2 separate regions of the Homo sapiens genome follow, and region 1 is linked to region 2. Evidence: read pairs that join two places in POLR2A ChIA-PET (ENCODE). Cell type or tissue: Caco-2. All regions are shown on one strand. Region 1 overlaps MVB12B (multivesicular body subunit 12B). Region 2 has its middle 86 kb from the start of LMX1B-DT.

Region 1 (5,000 bases), 110 kb after region 2:
TCTTTCCACACTTGTTATGCTCCTTGTCGACTCTGCTGAAATAGCCACAGCACAAAAGAAATTCTCCCTGGAGATGCTGTTCTTAGACAAACACGTTCCCTCTCCCCTTGGAGAGCCTGGCTCCTGCAGTGGAGCCAGGGATGGGGGCTTAAGAACATCCCTGTTCCTCCCCTTCTCAGCAGGAATGTCACCCAGAAATGGAACAACTGGCTTTTGCTTATACTTCCAAACCTATTAGGGAGTGATCATAACGAGAAAAACTAATACTGACAAGAATTATGCCATTGTTCTATTTCATCTATTTAGTAACCTGTAGTTGCAATTTTTAGAAAAAAGATTACCTTTTAAATAACCGATTCATTATGGAACATGAATGAATGCCATGTTCCTGTGTTCAAAATGTCACTCACCATTAAGGGTGTGTGCTGGTAAGTGGCACTGATTTGCCACTTTCCCCTTATACACAAACACCCCTCACTGGCGGCCCAGGATAATCGGAGGCGAGTTTGTGGGTTTCCTCGGCTCTTAGCAAGTCACCTGTGCTGCCAAGCACCTAATGAATCTCAATTCTGTAATAAGGCTTGTAAGTTTTCCCCTCCCTGGGTGAAGGTGAAAAGGAAAACTAGGACTGATGAAGTTCCTGCCAAGGTAACACTATCAATTTCAAGGCCGAGTTCAGAAACCACAGACTCATGCTCCAGGGGTGTGAGGGGAGACCGCCAGTGTACCCGCTGGCCACAAACCTGGCTGTGAGAAATGAGAGGTGAGGACAGACTTGGATATGGGAGGGTGAGCCGACCAGGGCTCAGCTCGGCGCTGCTCCCGAGGCCCCGTGGGAAGCCTGCCCGGGTCTGGCAGGTGAACAATGTGGCGAGTATTCTCTGGAAACCTCCCTTCAACCCTGTGAAATCCACACATTGTTTTTCATCATTAGTTTCAAAACATGCTGAGTATTTGGCCCTTCTCTAAGTGCTGTGGCGACACAAAGGAAAGGGAAGGCCTGGTCCCTGCAGGGAACAGGTCCCCTGCAGGGAAGAAAAGAGAGGTAAGGCAGACAGATCCCACGAGAAGACAGAGAACGTGTGGAAGGAGGTGGCGCCCGGGACACAGACTCTGTAGCTGGCCTGCAGCGGTGGCTCCACATACCTGATATGGCATACAAATTGGAGTGCTGGTACTCGTAGTCCGTCCGGGTGCTGTTCCTGCCTCGGAAGGTGGCAGGAAGTGTTAGGGAGATGTGCCTGAGGAAGAGAAGGACGAGAGAAAGGAGATTACAAGGAGCATTCCCCAAGACTCAGGAAGCACTGACGCCATCAACAGCTGAAATGCAGCACAGATCAGCGGGCAGAGCAGGTGCTTCTGGCCAGCGCCTCCTTCTCAATCAAGCATAACTCCTCCACTGGGCTCAAGTCCTCTCAAGGAATTTGGAAGTTTCTAGACATCAGCAGCCACATTTTTTTTCCATACTAGAAAGGACATCCAAGAGGAAGAAAGTGTGTCCCAAGCCTTACAGCGGGCCCAAGGGACTCTACGGGGTGGCAGTTTGATCCAGATCTCTGCCCACTGGGCAAAATGCACCAGCAAGACCGTAACAACCCAGGCGCTGAACACCAGCCTTGGTTTATTCCAGGAGCCATGCAAATGCTTCCATTCCTACACCGCAGGGCTGCTGAGGATCACTGCACATGAAGCGCTCTGTAAACAAAGGTGTTGGGAATTATTATTGCCATATGAGTTCAGGAGACTAATGACCTCTGAAAATCAGGATGGCACATCGCTCTCAACTGCTATGTCTGTGTGTTCCCCCTCAGGCAGCGCACACAGTAGGTGCTCAGGAAAGCACCTTCCAGACAGATACAGCACAGTCTTTGATGGCTCAGGTGTGAGTCATTAAAGCTCACAAAGAACACTCAGCCTAAGTGAGCATTTAGTCAAAAGTAAACAATCCATTTGGCATGGTCACCAGCTGCCTGTAGTGAATGCTGAAAAGAAAAATTAAGCGAATAGGAAAATATTTAAAACCCAACAGGACTGGGGGAAAAAAACAACAAAACCTCTTGGTGGGACAACTGGGGGCTGTGTTGCAATAGCTCAGGAGCCTAACCTGTGGCCACACCCGGACATTTCCGAAAAGGAAGAGACTGCTGGAGGGAACACTTATCACATAAAGTAAGTGGTCAATTACTAGGTGCCTTTTTCACACAGCACATGTGTGACCTAGAATGACTGCTGTGCATAAACACTCCTGGGAGGGCCGGGCGCGGTGGCTCACGCTTATAATCCCAGCACTCTGGGAGGCCGAGGTGGGTAGATCACCTGAGGTTGGGGGTTTGACACCAGTCTGGCCAACATGGTGAAACCCTGTCTCTACTAATCCCAGCTACTTGGGAAGCTGAGGCGGGAGAATTGCTTGAACCTGGGAGGCGGAGGTTGCAGTGAGCTGAGTTCATGCCATTGCACATTGCACTCTAGCATGGGCAACAGAGCAAAACTCTGCCTCAAAAAAAAAAAAAAAAAAAAAAAAAAAAAAAAAGACTCCTGGGAGGAAAGGCTCTCCAGGGAGGGGATGTTCCCACAGGTCCAGGATTGAGCTGGAACCGGAAGGAGCCTTCCAGGGGCAAGATGAGCACCAAGGGCTGTGAAGGTATTGGGTCTGCTAGCCACAGAGTGATAGCTCATGGCGGACACTCAGCCACAGCCCAGCCAGGCTGAATCAAGCACCAACTGTACGCTCAGGGCTTTGGGGAACCAGCAGACACATGCACTGTAAGTGTGTCCACCGGGTGCACTGGCGTGCATGGAGGGAACCTGAATATTCTTTGTTACTGCTGCTAACTAAGGGTACAGAGGTGAGCTCCCTCAGCTCAGGCTGCAGGGAATAAAGCAGAAACAAATCACAGTGCAACGTGACATGTGCTCGGAGAACAAGAAAAACTGAGTGCTGGTAAGCATGAAAAGAAGGAACAATATATTCTGTTAAAGGGAACGGGGCTTCAGGACCCCTCAAGGTGTTATGGCAGTGAAAGGCACCCACCAGGGAGTCAGAGAGAGCCAGCACTTCCCCATAGGGTTAGGGCACACGTCGGAAGCAGAGCTAGAAATGCAGGCAGGGCCAGATGGAAAGGGCGCCAAACACCATTACAAGAGGCTTGGGTTCAAACTCCTAGGATGGAGGTTCCTAAACCCCCATCATGGCATTAATGAAGGCGTCAGTCACCTGGGAACTTGCTACAACACAGATTCACAGGCCCTGACCTTGGGGAGTCTGATTCAGTGGGCCTGGCCGGGTGCAGCCCAGAAATCTATTTTTAACAAGCTCCAGCGGTGAATCTGAAGACTGGCCAGGTCTGGGAAGACTGGCCAGGTCTGGGAACCCTGCGAGGGTGAGGAGCAGCTGCAGAAGGGTTTTCAGCAGTTGATCAATGTCTCTGACCACAGCACTTAGTCAATGAAGCTGAGCAAACAGAAGAGTGAATTATCGACTGTGGTTGTGGTTGAGCAGAACTAAAATGATGACAGGTGACCCTGCTGAGAGTGTCACCAGGTGCCAGCCCTGGGAATGCAGGTGTCACACATCCTCCTATGGCTCCTCACAACGCCCCTCGAGGCAGGTATGGGAGCAGCTACACAATATGCGCGGCCCAGTGCGTGTTGAAAACATGGGGTCCTTATTCAAATGCTATCAAGAATTTCAAGATGGCAACAGCAGAGCATTAAACCCATGGTGGGGCCCTTCTGAGCACAGGGCTTTGTGTGTGTGACTAAAAGGATCCAGGGTAGGTGCTATAACTGCACTCACTATACCAATGAGGGAATTTCCAGGAGCCAGGGAAGTATTTTGCTTCATGGCTGCCAGACTAAGATTTCTAAGCCTCCAAAGCCCTAAAAAGGTGCACGCAACCTAACTAAGGATGCAGAGCGATTTGTGCAGTGCGGTAAACACTCCAGGAGCTAGAAGCATTCAGGGAGGCTCACAGAGGAGGCAGGAGCATTAGCAGAACTTTGGGAGCCAGGTGGACATGGATGATGGCAAAGAGGCCAGCCAGGAGGCAGAGGAGAAAATGGGGCCAGCCGAGCTGTTGGGTGGTCAAATATGCATCAATACAGATCTGTGGGGGACTCAGTGGTGGCAGGACAGGCAGGGGGACACGAAAATATCCATAAAGTTACCTGAACACTTGCTTACAAGTGTGATCATTTCCTATGGAAGGCGGGAAGACTCAAGTGCTAGGAAGGGCAGGGTAGGAGAAGGCTCCCTGGAAGGCTTCCTGGAGGAAGGTACATTGAGGTGGGAACTGAAGATAGGCAGAAATCAGAGAGATGCAGCAGGGAGGAGGGGTGAGCACTCGAGGCTCCGTGGGGAGTCTGACCTCCTCCAGACTTAGGAGGAAGCCAGGGTGGCCATGCCTAGAAGGCCAGGAAGACGGTGGGGCCAGGCCACGTGGAGCCCAGCATGGGTTCTGCCTTTCTCTGGAATGATTTTTAAGCAGAAATGTGCCAACATCCAATTTACAATTTCAAAAGCTTGCCCGTCTGTGGGAGAGTGAGGAAATAAAACTAAGGCGCCAATGTGGATGGGAATGGTAGCAGGAAATGATCATGAGCCTACAATTATTCACTATCTACTTTGTGCAGAGACTTCATTCCTGTCGACATGACTTGCCACAGACCCTCTAAATGGATAGTTTTGGGGAAATTTAGGACTTAAAAGAAATATATGAGCAATAACAACCACAAAAAAGTATATGAACAACAGAGAAATCAAGGGGCCCAGCTCTTCAGCTGCTCCATGCAATACTGATGTCCGGGACCAAACTTTCTTGTCCCTCGGGGCCTCAGATTTTGCCTGGCTTGCTCTGCAACTCAACCCCCGCCCCAGGTTCTCTTCCCTCGTTGGAGATGATTCTTTCTGCCCACCACCCCCCACCCCGCCAACTCCCACTTCGTCTCCAAACTTTGCAAGGTTGCTGTTTGCAAGGGTGCTGGCTTAGCTGTCTTCT
Region 2 (5,000 bases):
AAATCTGGCAATCCTACGCAGTGTCCCAGTAGGGCTGCCCCATCTCCTCACAGGGAGAACCTTCCAGGCCCCTTCTCTGGCAGCAGAAACCCAGGTTAGAGCCACTTGCTCTCAGCTTATGCAGACACCAAAAATCCGTTACCAGCCCTTTTCTGCTACAAGAGTAGAAAATGTGTTTCCTTGTGATTTTGTTTTCTTTCAATATATATTTTTGGAGGGGACTTGGAATGGGGGGTGGAATCCCTTAGAATGGGAATTATTTATCAGGGAAATACGGCATTTTCGAGTTTGCTGTTTGTAGAGAACGTAGCAGTGCCGGCAGGCAGCCTCGTGATCTCCGGTTTCTCTGGAAGAATACGGAAAACAGGAGTCATTATAAGGGAAACTTTTCCTTCTGATGCCTCTGGGGCCTCATCGCCTCAATTTAAAACTTGTAAGACACAGGTGAATTTTTAAGGGTTAAAGTGGACAGAATAAGATAAAATATCAGAGAAATTTCCTGGAGTAGCCTTGGGAATATGGTTCCCTGGATCAATGGTATTTCATTTTTCAAATTGTTGAGAGCTTTTTCAAAAAATTATTTCCAAGGAAGTCATTGTATTTGCACATAAAGAGATTCAGAAGGCTTTTCTTTTTCTTTCTTTCTCTCTTTGCAACTCTCTTTCTTAAGCTAAGACAAAGATGTTGAAGACGAATTGTTTGAATGAAGCAATCAGGAAAAAAATATTTGCAGAGTCAAGAAAGATCAACAGAACATGAAAAAAGGAAACATGAAAAATAAAATACACACTAGAAAAAGTCTTTATATGAGATTTTCTTTAAAATATTTTAACATTTGACCTTCTACCTCGGTGTGCTATTCTAATCCCATTTAGTTTCAAAATGCCATAACTATCAGTGTGCAGATGGATGGGCTTTTTAAAAAATGCCGTAACTAGAACTTCAAATCTTGACCACTTTTTCTTACTTTTCCCAAATATTTGATGGCTTTTTTTTTTTTTTTTTTTTAAACATCTTCCCGGACCAGGAGAAACATTCTTCTGTGGGAAAATCATGTATTCAATATATTTGCTTTCCAGAATGGTCTTCAAAGGCATTCAGGCTTTGCCTTTAAAATGGTAAAATTTTGCAAAGGCCAAATCTGAGGCCCAGTTGACACCAGAATCAGAGCGGGAGGAGTTTCCCAGTGCTCACCAAGGCTGAACTGATGAGGGGAGTCCCAATCACTGAGTGCAGAGTAGTGCTGGAACCAAAGGGATGAAAAACCTAAACCTGCACCCCATTTCTATCTCGCGTTCATCCTCTTCCCTCTCTGAACACAGACCCAAGATCGAAATCTCAGCCCGCAGCCTGGAGCCAGGAGGTGCGGCTTGATGTCAATTACTGCCCAATTCCAGAGGTGCCATCAAAGAGTTAGCTAGGATGTCCCAGCGCGCAAATGTGGGATAATTGGGAAACAAATTCTACAAACATCTTGAAAGGGGCAAAAGACCTTTGATCTTTCTATAGAAAGGAGACATTACAATGCCGTCTGCCTTCTGGGGCCTGCACACATCTCATACCAGGTTAGAGGATGGCATCTTTCTGAGAAATCAGCCGACACCTAATTCCATCGTACCTTAATTATCCTAACTGGTTTCACATGGTCAAGGCATTTTTTCCAAAGATTAGAGGAGAAAGAGGGACTGACAAAATAATTAAATATGCAATTTGCCAAGCGTGGGCAATATGGCTTTGAAATCACCTTTTCAGGAAGTTTTACCGCTTGTTCATTGACATGTATATTGCAGGCTTCAGACTTTTATTTAAGCTCTTTTGATTGCCTTAATGGATTAATACCCGAGTACCATCAGCGAGGGGCAGAGACCCAAGGCTGTTTCTAATTTCGAAAATATTGCGCCCGCTTCCTCTGGTGTTATGACAAAAACAAGTATGTAGAATTTGCCTTCTCACTTAAAGGAACAGGCCGATTTCCTCTAATAATTGCCTGATGTAAGAATCTGCGTCTCACACATGGTGTTGTCTGTTCTAGGAACATTTCATGGTGCCAGGGGCCAGGGTGCTGGCAGCTTGGGCAGGCCCGGGCGGGCCTGCGTTGCGTGCATTTGGGGCATGGATCGGTTTGGGGTAGCATCCCCGAAATGGGTCTGTGTCTCTGGACAGTAGAACGCCTCTCAACCTAAGGCCCTGGCAGCGTCCGGGGTGTGGAGGAATGTGTTACTGCCTTGCTTATAACTCCTGCCGTGGGTAAGAAACATTCCATAGGGTTGGGGGTTGGGGGAGGCTGCTAGTCGGGATTTGGAGAAGAATCTCCGCTCAGACCCTGCTGTATCCAACAGAGGCATCCGGAAACCGGAGTTTGCTGTGGGGGAATAGTTTGCATTCTGTCCTCATGATGGGGAGAATTGGAGTTCAGAGGAAGGGATCCGTGGAAGTGATTGCACCATTCCCATCTTTTGGTTAAGCTGGGTGTCTGGTGGCGGGGGGCAGTGTCTGGGGCCTCCTCTGAGGACATGAAGGGGAGGTCTCCTGGGGCAGGTTTTGTCTGGTCTAGGACATCTAGACATCTAGGTACCCAGTGGGCAGAAGAGGGATCATCTCAAACATGCAGAGTGCCTGGGTACTGAGAGGGGTTAAAGGATAGTTGGAAAAGACAGAGAACAGAAAAAGACAGGGAGAGCCAAAAAGAAATACTAAGAGGAAGAAGAGAGACCCACGGAGATACTGTCATACCCTCTCACGTGCGCACACACGCGCAGAGACAGTGAGATTGCCTTTGAAGGCAGAGGGACAAGGCCTAATTGTCCCAGGGATGTGCACGGCGGCCTGGCTTTTCATCATTCCCAGAACTCTCTAATGAGGCTGTGGCCTCTCCTGGTGGGAACTTTGCTCCCTGAAATCAGCTTTGATAAAGGGGACAGACCGTCTGGGACGAGTTACTGGGTTTTCCTCTTTTCCTTTGAACCCTGTGGTGGTTTTGCTCTTTCATGGCAAACAGAGCAGGGACAAAGTCGCTGGCCTCTGTCCTCGGGCAATAGAGACCAGCCCACCTCCTGGGGCACCCAGGCGTGTGGGGCAGGGAGATGGCAGGCCCTGTGGGGGTGTCACTGGCCCAGGTCACTTTGCAGGGCTTGATATCCAGACCCACTTGCCCGTCACGATTGTTCTGCTGGTCCCCCAGTAGAAGCAAAACCTTGAATGCATCTCAGCAAATCGCAGCAGCCAGGAGGTCCCTCGCATCATGAGGGCACACAGGCTAACAACACTGATGACAAGAACACTGGCTGCTCACGGAGCACTCACTCCGCGTCAGGCTCTGAGCCAAGTATTTGACAAATGCTATTCATGGCAGTAGCAGCCCTGTGCCCCTTTTCCAGAAGAGCAAACAGAGGCTCCGAGAACTAGGTGGCTCACTGATCAGAGGCAAAATCGGACCGAATCTGTCATCCCTGGGCCCTGCTCTCAACCACTGGCCTTCCTGAAGGTGGGGGAGCCTTAGCTGGCCCCCTGGACATGGCAGTTTTCTAGCTGCACCATCCCTCTCTCGTTTCTCTTACCCATGACTGGGCTCTCTGTGAGGTCACAGCCATAAAGTCAGCAAGGCCTCAGCTCTAAGGTCTCTGGACACCTATCCCTACCTCACTCTCTATGCCCTGGAAGGATGCAGTGTCCAGAGGTCTCCCTGAGCCCCGGCTGTCCTGGGCAGCAGCTCTGGAAGGAATGGGGGGTGTGGAGTTAGCCACTCTGGGGCAGGAGGAGAGGAAAGGGCCTGGCTACCCCAGGAGGACCACCAGCCCGGTGGGACTTGTCTTTGATCTCCGATGATTAAAACAAACACCCTCTCCGGTGCTTCCTCCTTGTCCGAGGAGGCCTTCCTTCCTGGCCGGCAGACATTGAACGGCCAGGGAGAGGCTGCCTGGTCCCAGTCCCAGGGTCCTCATTTGGAAGTTGTCCTAGGGTCAAAGGCAGCTCCAGAATGCCCCGGCTCTGGCCTGCTCTCCATCTTCTGACCCCAGTTGCCTTCCTCCTGCCGTGATCCCAGCCTCCAGCTCCTGAGGCTTTTCTGCCAGGCTCCTCAGCCTCCTCCCGGCTACAGCTCGCTCATCCCCAGCTGCAGCCACCCGGGTCAGGCGGCAGGGGTGGCCAGGGTCCCATTCACTGCAGGCCATTCACCTCTTATCTCTAAAGTTGGCAGGCTATGAGGAATGACCTGAAATTTGTTCTAACTTGTAAAAGAGAGAACATTGGCTGTAAGCTTTAATTTACTCCGAGTGCCCGCTGCGTGTCAGGCCCTGGGTTGGTGCTGGGGAGACAGCAAGAGTGAAAGAGGTGTGGTCCTGCATTCATGGAAGGGTTTCTGGTTCTTGTTTTTTTTTTTTTTTTTCTTTTGAGAGAGCGTCTCACTCTCTCACCCAGGCTGGAGTATAGTGTCGTGGTTTTGGCTCACTGCAACCTCTGCCTCCCGTGTTCAAGCGATTCTCCTGCCTCAGCCTCCTGAGTAGCTGGGACTACAGGCACATGCCACCACACCTGGCTAATTTTTGCGTTTTTAGTAGAGATGGGGTTTCACCATATTGGTCAGGCTGGTCTCGAACTCCTGAGCTCCAGTGATTCACCCACCTCGGCCTCCTAAAGTGCTGGGATTACTGGCATAACCCACCTCACCCAGCCGGTTTCTGGTTCTTATGAGCAATGGATTCTGTGCCACACACTTCACAGCTGTTTGGGACACCACAGAGCACAGCTAGGCCATGAAGAGAGAGGGCTGGGGAGAGACCTTCTTGTTCAGTGTCTGGGGACAGCCCTCCTGTTTCTCTCTAGGGATGGCGTGTGGTGGGGAAGCCACCCTGGAGCAGCTTCATGCTCCCGTCCGAAAGAGCTCCTTCAGCAGCTCGCGGCTGAGCCACACGACGCCTCTGCTGGGAGGCAGGAAGTTGCATATTCCTGCCCGTGTACCCGGCAGAACGTTCTTTCCACGTCCTACCATTGACAAATCCTCT

Evidence for each region. Peaks named below come from ENCODE experiments on the same cell type or tissue, not always from the same donor. Only the 100,000 strongest peaks of a DNase experiment are listed, where the experiment ranks them.
Region 1: POLR2A ChIA-PET joins it to region 2 with 6 read pairs; 2 of 35 experiments call an interaction of 5 or more read pairs at or near these places.

Annotation. Positions count from the first base shown.
Region 1 is chr9:126,418,095-126,423,094 of GRCh38, reverse strand. It overlaps MVB12B (multivesicular body subunit 12B), which reads right to left. Exons shown (of 10, transcript NM_033446.3): 7 at 1,147-1,241. Among named protein-coding and RNA genes, the nearest start is that of NRON, 10 kb to the right of the region's middle. RefSeq lists enhancers at 969-1,653, 1,654-2,337. In Caco-2, no CTCF peak of the experiment used is centred here; no DNase peak of the experiment used is centred here.
Region 2 is chr9:126,525,530-126,530,529 of GRCh38, reverse strand. No RefSeq gene overlaps it. Among named protein-coding and RNA genes, the nearest start is that of LMX1B-DT, 86 kb to the left of the region's middle. In Caco-2, no CTCF peak of the experiment used is centred here; DNase peaks (open chromatin) are centred at 2,269 and 2,809.